Linked DNA regions of Homo sapiens: all the other regions are linked to region 1. A link is a contact called in ENCODE Hi-C or POLR2A ChIA-PET data. All regions are on one chromosome and are shown on one strand. The core of a region is the stretch at or near the end of the contact, and the rest is flanking DNA. Distances in the headings are between cores, read along the strand shown.

Region 1 (2,779 bases), core at 76-2,575:
GAGTCTCACTTTGTCACCCAGGCTGGAGTGCAGCGGTGCAATCTCAGCTCACTGCAACCTCTGCCTCCTGGGTTCAAGTGATCTTCCTGCCTCAGCCTCCCAAGTAGCTGGGATTACAGGCACCTGCCACCACGCCCGGCAAATTTTTACATTTTTAGTAGAGATGGGGTTTCATCATGTTGGCCAGGGTGGTCTTTAGCTCCCAACCTCAAGTGATCCACCTACCTCAGCCTCCCAACGTGCTGGGATTACAGGCATGAGCCACCACGCCAGACCTTATAATGTTAATTTCTGTCTCTCCCAATCCAAATACAAGGTCCATGAGGACAGAGATTTTTTTTTGTCTGTTTTATTCTCTGTTTACCCAGCATCTAGAACAGTGCCTGCACACTGACATCCAATAAATATTTGTTAATTCAATCCTCCGTGCATAGTTATATAATTTGCTTTTCTACAGTATGTCTTGGAGTATTTCCAAGGCAGTGTACAGACATCTACTTTACTTACTAGAAAGAGTCCACATTGTGGATGTTCCGTAGATTGTTTAAAATGTTGCCCTCTTGATGGATGTTTACTGGTTTGTGTGTTGTCGCCATTTTAATTTATGCTGTCACAGACATCCTCATACATACCTTTTCATGCATATGTGTGAATAATTATGAAAGAAAGGCCCACAGAAATCAAACAATCACTTTAAACCCTTGTCTTTTTGTGGTTGAATTATACAAGGAGGGAATTACATAAGGGCACTTTTACTTGTTTGCTTTAAAGTCAAGCCATGTTAATGGACTGCTTTACCTTCCTTTTCATTGACGTTTAATTTGTGTGGCTTGCATGGTGAGCTTGGGATTCTAGTTCCCTGTTATCTATTGGGTCTGGTCTGAGAGGTGTCATTTATGCCACTGTAGTACTACTACTTTCCGTAGAGTTAGAATAACTGAAAAGCATGTTGTCCTGATTTGTGCAAGGCGTCGTGGTGAACCTGGAGATAAAACATTACTTTAGTTCTCTAGAAACTTGCACTGTGCTTGGTCATTGAACATAATAAGTGAAATCATAGGCGATAATTCAGGCATTGAGTCAGAAATAAGTGTGAGCAATTTACAGGCAAGAGAGGGCCTGGAAAGGGGTGTAGGGAGAAAGAATGCCACAGGAGTGCTTTGGTTGACTCAGAATCCTTTGCAGTAACATCCACAATGCCTGGGGACCATGAGAATGTCCCCTGTACACGTGGCAGATTGGCTGAAAATTCAGTCTGAGCTTTGATCTGAGGAATGCTGGGTAGCAGACAAGCGGCCGATCGTGGTCCCCGGAAAGCTCTGAGTCACGGTTCTGGTGTGATCAGGACTCCAAAATCTCTTTCTGGTGATGACATTTGGCCCAGCATGACCCCAGGGGGGCATCCCTCTTACCTCCTTTCTCCTCATTCTGCGTGAACGACTTTGCGGTCGTTCACTCTCACACCCCTGCCAACTTCCATTGCACAAGCACACAATTTCCCATTTGCAAATATTTGCTCTCTGTCTCTGAGCTTGGCATGACTGGAACCTGTTATGAAATCAAACCATTGCCCTGGCTCACCCTCAAGGGCCAAATTACCCCAACATAAAGAAATTCCTGCAGCATACATGGGCCTGGGCCCCTCCTTAGGAGTGGCTCTGTCACCATTCCCAGAAGGTTGTCTGCTTGCTTTGGAGGAATTCCCAGGAGCCTGGCCTGCCTTTTGCTTCAATCTCAGCTATAAAAAGGGTGGAAACATGGAAACCAAGTCTCTCCAAATGACGGTAGGATGTGTGATAGAAGGTGAAAGTCAGAGTGCCTGAACCCCAGTGTGTCCCCAGACAACACTGCTGCTGCTGCACCACCCAGCACATAGTAGGTCCTCAACAAATGTGTGGTGAATAGCTGGGTAGTAGTAGAAGAGCGCTTCTCTTTTTGTAAGAGCCCCTGGCAAAGCAGATCTATTTCTTCCCGGTACAACTTTATCCAAATGAAACCAGTGAAAGTGAGCACTGAGAGGCATTCTGGAAAGAGAAGCCTTAAAGGGCAGCCTAGGGCTGGGAGTGGATTGGCAGCAGGGGCTCACGGCCTTTGGCCTTGGTGCTCCCCAGTAGTGTTGTGAGGGGTGGGGGTGGGTGGTTCATTTGGCCACATTAATGCAAATGCATCTCAGGTTTCTTTTGGTTCCAACAGGGACGCCCACTGTCCTTTGCTGGTCTGTGGCCTCCCAGTGACACCTGCAGCCTCCAGGAGCCCATCTTGCTCCCGTTATGGCTGCCCAGAGTAACTGGAGCTCCCCTTCCTCACCACTTTGCCCTGGCATTTCCAGACTTTTCAAAGCACTTTCAAAGTCACTATCTCACATCGTGCATGCTAACTGATGTGTGATTGAGATTTTTTTTACATATTAAGATGAGTACATAACTCAGGGGAAATAGCAGACTTTTTAAAAATAAAAGGCAAAGTCCTCAAAACCAAAACCAAAAAAAGATACCCCCTTTGCCGACCTGCCAGCCCAAGTTGTTTTGTCAGGACAGACAGGTCTGGCATTTCAACACCAGAGGGAGCTAGTGGTCAAGTTATGTAGACAAGTTAGTTGCCCTTCTCAAGAAATTCTCAACTTGGCTCTTTTATTCTCTTTTCCGTCACTTCACAGAGAGGCAGAAGACAGCTTTCATGGGTTTGGTGGGTGGAGCAGGTGTGGTGAATGAGCATCAAAGGGCAGCTGATGCAATGAGGCAGGGTAGTGGGGACAGAATTCTGGGCACAGTGCTGTTGC
Region 2 (2,779 bases), core at 137-2,636, 340 kb after region 1:
CAGAGGGTTTCATTTTCCTTGGCTTTGGTGCCAAGAAAAGAGGGGTTCTCACACTTGCTGTCCAGCAGGGCCAAAGCATGACCAGCAGGAGGAGCATGGAGGTTGGGTTCTGGCACTGCCCACCACCTGGCACCTCAGCCACTAATCAGACAACAGGCTAGGCAATTATCCGGGCATCTGACTTTAGCTACCTGTCCTTTTGTTTAAAGCCCTTTCGTGTGCTTGGCACCTTATGGATACTCAACAAGGTCTGTTTAATGAATGCGTTCTCCCCACCCAGATTCTCAATGCCTTGCTCCCTGTTCTCTAGCCTGTCTCCCGACCACTGGCACCTCTGCCCATTCCCAGTGTGTCTTTGTCATCCCTCTGCCATCCTGATTGCCTCCCTGTATCCTGCTCTTCTTTCAAAGCCAACCTCCAGCAGAGTTCTCCCTGTCTTCTCCAGCCTTGCAGGCTTTCTCCTCCCAAACTCCTACAGCCCTGACTGTTCAGCCCATTCTTCAGGACTTGGCTCTTCACCTCTCTGCAAGCTCCCTGAGGTCAGGCATAGTTGTTCCACATTTCATTCTACTGCTCACAGCCCCATCGTAGGAAGAGAGAATCATTAATATATATTGAATGAGCAGAGGGAATAAGCCATTGCTGGGGGAAAAATACAGTTTTATTTCCCAAATTGCTCAATGTTATTTGAGAGCATGATAATAAATTTGGAAAAGACTTTTAGCATTTCCTGTGGCTTTTGATGACTTCTTTACAAAGGAATGGAAATGTGCGCAGACATCTCACTTCTCATCAGAGCAAGAGAGGGCAGAATTGGGGGAAAGCAAGTGTTCGCGCTGTGGCATGAATCAGATCCCACAATACTAGACATGTGACCATGTGAACAGGCCTCAGATCAGGATTCTTTATAAAGGAAGCCCAGGACAGATTCTCTACCAGCTCTCTCCTCTTTCACTTTTCCTCTTTCTTTGCTTTCCTTTTTTTAATAGGGAGGGGAGAAGGGGTTATGAGGATGGGGGTAGGAGAGTGAGGGATCCCGTGCTTTCTCCCCCTTCTCTTGCTGTTTTGAAATACTTTAAATTCCAGGAACCAGAAGTTCTGGCAACATGTTGGGATTAGTAAGGCAGATCCTAGGATATTTCACTATTAGCATGTGATCAAGCATCAGTCCTGATTAAAAGTCTAAACAAATGTTTTCTTTGAAATTAAAGTGTCTGAAATAAAGAAGAGAGAACTGACCCTTAAAATCATATTCTGTACTTGAAAAGAGTTCTGACAACTGTCTGTCCCGGTTATGTGCACCCCCGCCCCCCACCCGCCTTTTTCCATCCAGAATGTTTGACGACACTGCCAGGGGAATTTCTGCCCCCTCCTTCCTGTATATACCCAGTGCTGGCCTCTGAGGCAGTCCAGCTCTGTTTTCTCATGACACAGTGATTATTTTTGGCATTGCAGATATTTTTTCTAATGTTATTACCCAGCCCCCTTCTTGGTTGCCTTTTGTGGAGCAATCTTTTGGGTAACTCCCTGTAAATTTGAGGGTTAATTTTAGTTCGGTGTGGTAGAGGAGGCAGTGGGAGAGAGGAGGAACGACTTCTACTCCGAAGCGCCCCACCCCCACCTTAAGAGGAGCCGGAGAGGTCCTCTCACGCCCTGCTCATGAAAGAGCTTGCTTTCACCAGCTCTGTGCTCACCATTCATCCTTTCTGCCGGCGGGCTTGAGGATATGGATATCCAGAGGTGACGCTGGGGGCTGCACCTCGGGGATGGCATCTTAATGACTTGACTTGGCGGGTGTTAGAACAGCCCCATTCAGAGTGAGTTCACTCCCTGCGCAGTTGGCTCACTCGGCCTCTGTCCATAGAGTTCTCTTGTTCACGCTGCAGGAGGAAATGGAGATTTCCAAGTGGGAAGGAGCCTTCCCGATGCTTTAACTCTTCACTGAAGGGAAGAGGAGCTGCAGAGAGCGAAATAAAATCTAAGCCGCCCCAGCTGCAGCGCCTGGGAGAGGAGCAAGGCTGGGCTGGGGATGGAGGCCAAGGCAGCTGGGATCACTTTTTCTTTCCTCCTTGAGAGGGAAAGGAAAAGAGCAAAGGGCATTTTTGATTGTCTTTCACAATCAGCAAATATTTACCCAGTTTGTCTGCCCTAGCCCAGGTTCCACTGAAGGATACACGAAAGTGGAAGATGTTGTGTCTGTGCCCTTCCCCTGGTACTTACAGCACAGTTATAGGAGTAGAACGTTTGCATAGAAAAGCCACCAAGACAGGGAGGCCTTTAATAAGGGCCTATGAGTAGTGTGGGCAGGAAGTACCCTGGAGAATGTTGCTAAGGGGCCAGGGACACTGCTGGAAGAAGTAGGGCTTGGGCTGGTCCTAAGGGGTGGGTTTTGAAGAAATAGGAAGGAATAAAATGATACAGGTAGGGAAGACTTGAAGGAGGAGAGGGACATTAATGTAGGGCTTAGTAAAATCCCATAAAGAAAGCTACAAAGAGAACAGGATTCTTCCTGGCCAGAGAGAAGATTGGACTTGTTGGACTTTACGTGCCTCAGATTAGGATGGCAGCAGGCAGCACTAACCCTGCCAGATGGCATCTTCAGTCTCAAGATCGCACGTGTTCCTGGGTCTCTTTCTACTCAAAGTGTGAGGTCACAGACTAGTAGAATCAGCATCCTCTGAGGGTTGTTAGGAAGGCAGAATCCCAGGCTTCAGCCCAGATCCTACTGAGCCTGCACTGTAACAAGATCCCTGGGTGATTCCTGGCCACAGCAAAGGTT
Region 3 (2,779 bases), core at 166-2,665, 320 kb after region 1:
AGTTCACACAGACTCCTTGCCAGGCCTGCCCAGAATCCTGTCTCCTCTGACTTCCTGTGCTCTTGCATAATATTTCCTTGCTCCCTGAATGGCTGGCCCCAGTGCAGGAGCAGCTCACTCACACTGCTGGACCGAGGGCAGGATGTAGAGGGAGGGCAGGGATCTGCAAACGTCACCCAGGGGTGCTCTGGGCTCTGAGGGTGGAGGGCAAGAGGGGCAGAGCCCCCTCAAATTCTTTGGAAGATTATAGCACAAGGGGAGTTGGGAAGGCCCTGGGACCATGTGCACACACATCTATCTCCATGAATTGTCTCTCCTGTAAAATTATTTTTAAAGTTGCTAAGTTGTTTTCTTCTGATTATAAAAAATATACATGTTCCCCATAAAAAGTCATAGTAAAAGAAGGCATGGAGATAAAAATAAAAATCACCAAAATTCCATCACCCAGAGATAACCACTGTTAACTCTTTGGTGAACATACTTTTCTCTATATCATGAATATTGATATATAATTACAGAATACGGGCATACTTCTAAGATATTGTAGGTTCGTTCCAGGCCACTACAGTAAAGTGAATATCACAATAAAACGAGTCACATGATTTTTTTTTGTTTCCTCGTGCATATGAAAGTTATGTTTATATTTTAGCATTATGTCTAAAAAACAATGTACATACCCTTTTTTTTTTTCTTTTTGAGACACAGTTTCACTCCGTTGCACAGACTGGAGTGCAATGGGGCAATCTTAGCTCACTGCAACTTCCGCCTCCTGGGTTCAAGCAATTCTGGTGCCTCAGCACCCCCGAGTAGCTGGGATTTACAGACATGTGCTGCCACACCCAGCTAATTTTTGTGTTTTTAGTAGAGATGGGGTTTTGCCATGTTGGCCAGGCTGGTCTCGAACTACTGGCCTCAAATGATCTGCCTGCCTCAGCCTCCCAAAGTGTTGGGATTACAGGCATGAGCCACCGCACCTGGCCAACAATGTCTATACCTTAATTTAAAAATATTTTATTGCTAAAAGAAATGCTAACAATCATCTGAGCCTTCAGTGAGTCATAATCTTCTTACTGGGAGAGGTTCTTGCCTCCATATCGGTGGCTGCAGAACTGATTAGTGTGACGGTTGCTGAAGGTTGGGGTGGCTGTGGCAATTCCTTGAAATCAGACAAGAATGAAGTTTTTTACATCAATAGAGTCTTCTTTTCAGGAAAGACTCTGCAGCATGTGATACTGTCTGATAGCATTTTACCCACAGTAAAACTTCCTTCATAATTGGTGTCAATCCTCTCAAACCCTGCCACTGCTTTATCAACTTAGTTGATGTAATATTCTAAATCCTTTGTTGTCATTTCCACAGTGTTCACACCATCTTTACCAGGAGCAAATTCCATCTTGAGAAGCCACTTTTCTTTTCTCATCTGTAAGAAGCTCTGACTCATCTGTTCAAGTTTTATCATGAGGTTGCAACAGTTCAGTCACATCTTCAGGCTCCACTTCTAGTTTTCTTGCTATTTCTTCCACATCTGCAGTTACTTCCTCCACTAAAGTCTTGAACCCCTCAAAGTCATCCGTGAGGTTTGGAATTAACTTCTTCCAGACTCCTGTTACTGCTGATATTTTGACATCCTCCCACAAATTACAAATGCTGTTAATGGTATCTAGAATGGTGAACTCTTTTCAGGTGGTTTTCAATTTACTTTGCCCAGATTCATCTAGGAATCACTATCTATGGCAGCTATAGCCTTACAAAATTTCTTGAATAAGACTTGGAAGTCAGAATTACTCCTTGATCCATGGGCTTCAGAATGGATCTTGTGTTAGCAGGCATGAAAACAACATTAATTTTGTGCGTCTCCATCAGGGCTCTTGAGTAACTAGGTGCATTGACAACGAGCACATAAACATATGTGCTGTCATCCAGGTTTTGTTGTTCCACTGATAGAGCACCAATAAAGTAGATTTGGCATAATTTTTAAGAACCCTAGGACTTACAGAATGGTAAATGATAAGTGGCTTCAGCTTAAACTCACCAGCTGCATTAGTCCCTAGTAAGAGAGTCAGCCTGTCCTTTGAAACTAGGGATTGACTTCTCCCCTCTTGCAGTGAAAGTCCTAGATGGCATGTTCATCCAGCATAAGGCTCTTTCATCTACACTGAAAATCTGTTTAGTGTAGCCACCTTCATCAATGATCTTAGCTAGATCTTCTAAATAACTGGCTGCCGCTTATGTATCAGCACTTGCTCTTTCACCTTGCATTTTTATGTTATGGAGATGTCTTCTTTCCTTAAATGTGACGAACCAACCTCTGCTAGCTTCATACTTTTCTTAATGCAGCTTCCTTACCTTGCTCTGCCTTCCTAGAATTGAAGAGAGTTAGGGCCTTGCTCTGGATTAGACTTTGGCTTAAGGGAATATTATGCCTGGTTTGATCTTCTCACTAAGCTTAATCATTCCTTAACTTTTGATTTAAAGTGAGAGATGTGACTCTTCCTTTCATTCGAACACATAGAGCCCATTGTAGAGTTATTAAAATTGGTCTAATTTCAATATTGTTGTGTCTCAGGGAATAGGAAGGATTGGGGAGGGGGAGAGAGAGATACACACACACACACACAAACACACACACGCACACAGAGGAACAATCACTGGACCAGTCAGAACACACACAACATTTATTAAGATCACTGTCTTATATGGGTGCAGTTTATGCCTAAAAACAATTACGGTGGTAACATCAAAGATCACTGATCGCAGATCATTATAATAATAGCTATAA

The links. A loop is a pair of places that touch in the nucleus more often than their neighbours do. ChIA-PET counts read pairs that join two places held with the same protein, here RNA polymerase II (POLR2A). Pooled maps may share reads with other maps.
Region 2: a pooled map shows a loop between it and region 1 (2.2-fold over the local background). The contact joins two enhancer-like sites. A Hi-C loop is called at or near these places in 1 of 50 pooled maps. POLR2A ChIA-PET finds 5 or more read pairs at or near these places in 4 of 52 experiments (AG04450, MCF 10A, activated T-cell and 1 more).
Region 3: a pooled map shows a loop between it and region 1 (4-fold over the local background). The contact joins two enhancer-like sites. A Hi-C loop is called at or near these places in 2 of 168 maps with a recorded cell type or tissue (Caco-2 and naive thymus-derived CD4-positive, alpha-beta T cell) and 4 of 50 pooled maps. POLR2A ChIA-PET finds 5 or more read pairs at or near these places in 4 of 52 experiments (AG04450, MCF 10A, activated CD4-positive, alpha-beta T cell and 1 more).

Annotation. Positions count from the first base shown.
Region 1 is chr2:45,991,031-45,993,809 of GRCh38, forward strand. The region is part of intron 6 of PRKCE (protein kinase C epsilon); the gene reads left to right. Among named protein-coding and RNA genes, the nearest start is that of EPAS1, 300 kb to the right of the region's middle. Within about 2 kb of position 1,326, at least 16 of the 41 ENCODE cell types and tissues checked have a DNase peak (open chromatin) inside an H3K27ac peak, as active enhancers do.
Region 2 is chr2:46,334,090-46,336,868 of GRCh38, forward strand. All of the region lies in intron 1 of EPAS1 (endothelial PAS domain protein 1), which reads left to right. Among named protein-coding and RNA genes, the nearest start is that of EPAS1, 38 kb to the left of the region's middle. Within about 2 kb of position 1,387, at least 25 of the 41 ENCODE cell types and tissues checked have a DNase peak (open chromatin) inside an H3K27ac peak, as active enhancers do.
Region 3 is chr2:46,315,581-46,318,359 of GRCh38, forward strand. All of the region lies in intron 1 of EPAS1 (endothelial PAS domain protein 1), which reads left to right. Among named protein-coding and RNA genes, the nearest start is that of EPAS1, 20 kb to the left of the region's middle. Within about 2 kb of position 1,416, at least 2 of the 41 ENCODE cell types and tissues checked have a DNase peak (open chromatin) inside an H3K27ac peak, as active enhancers do.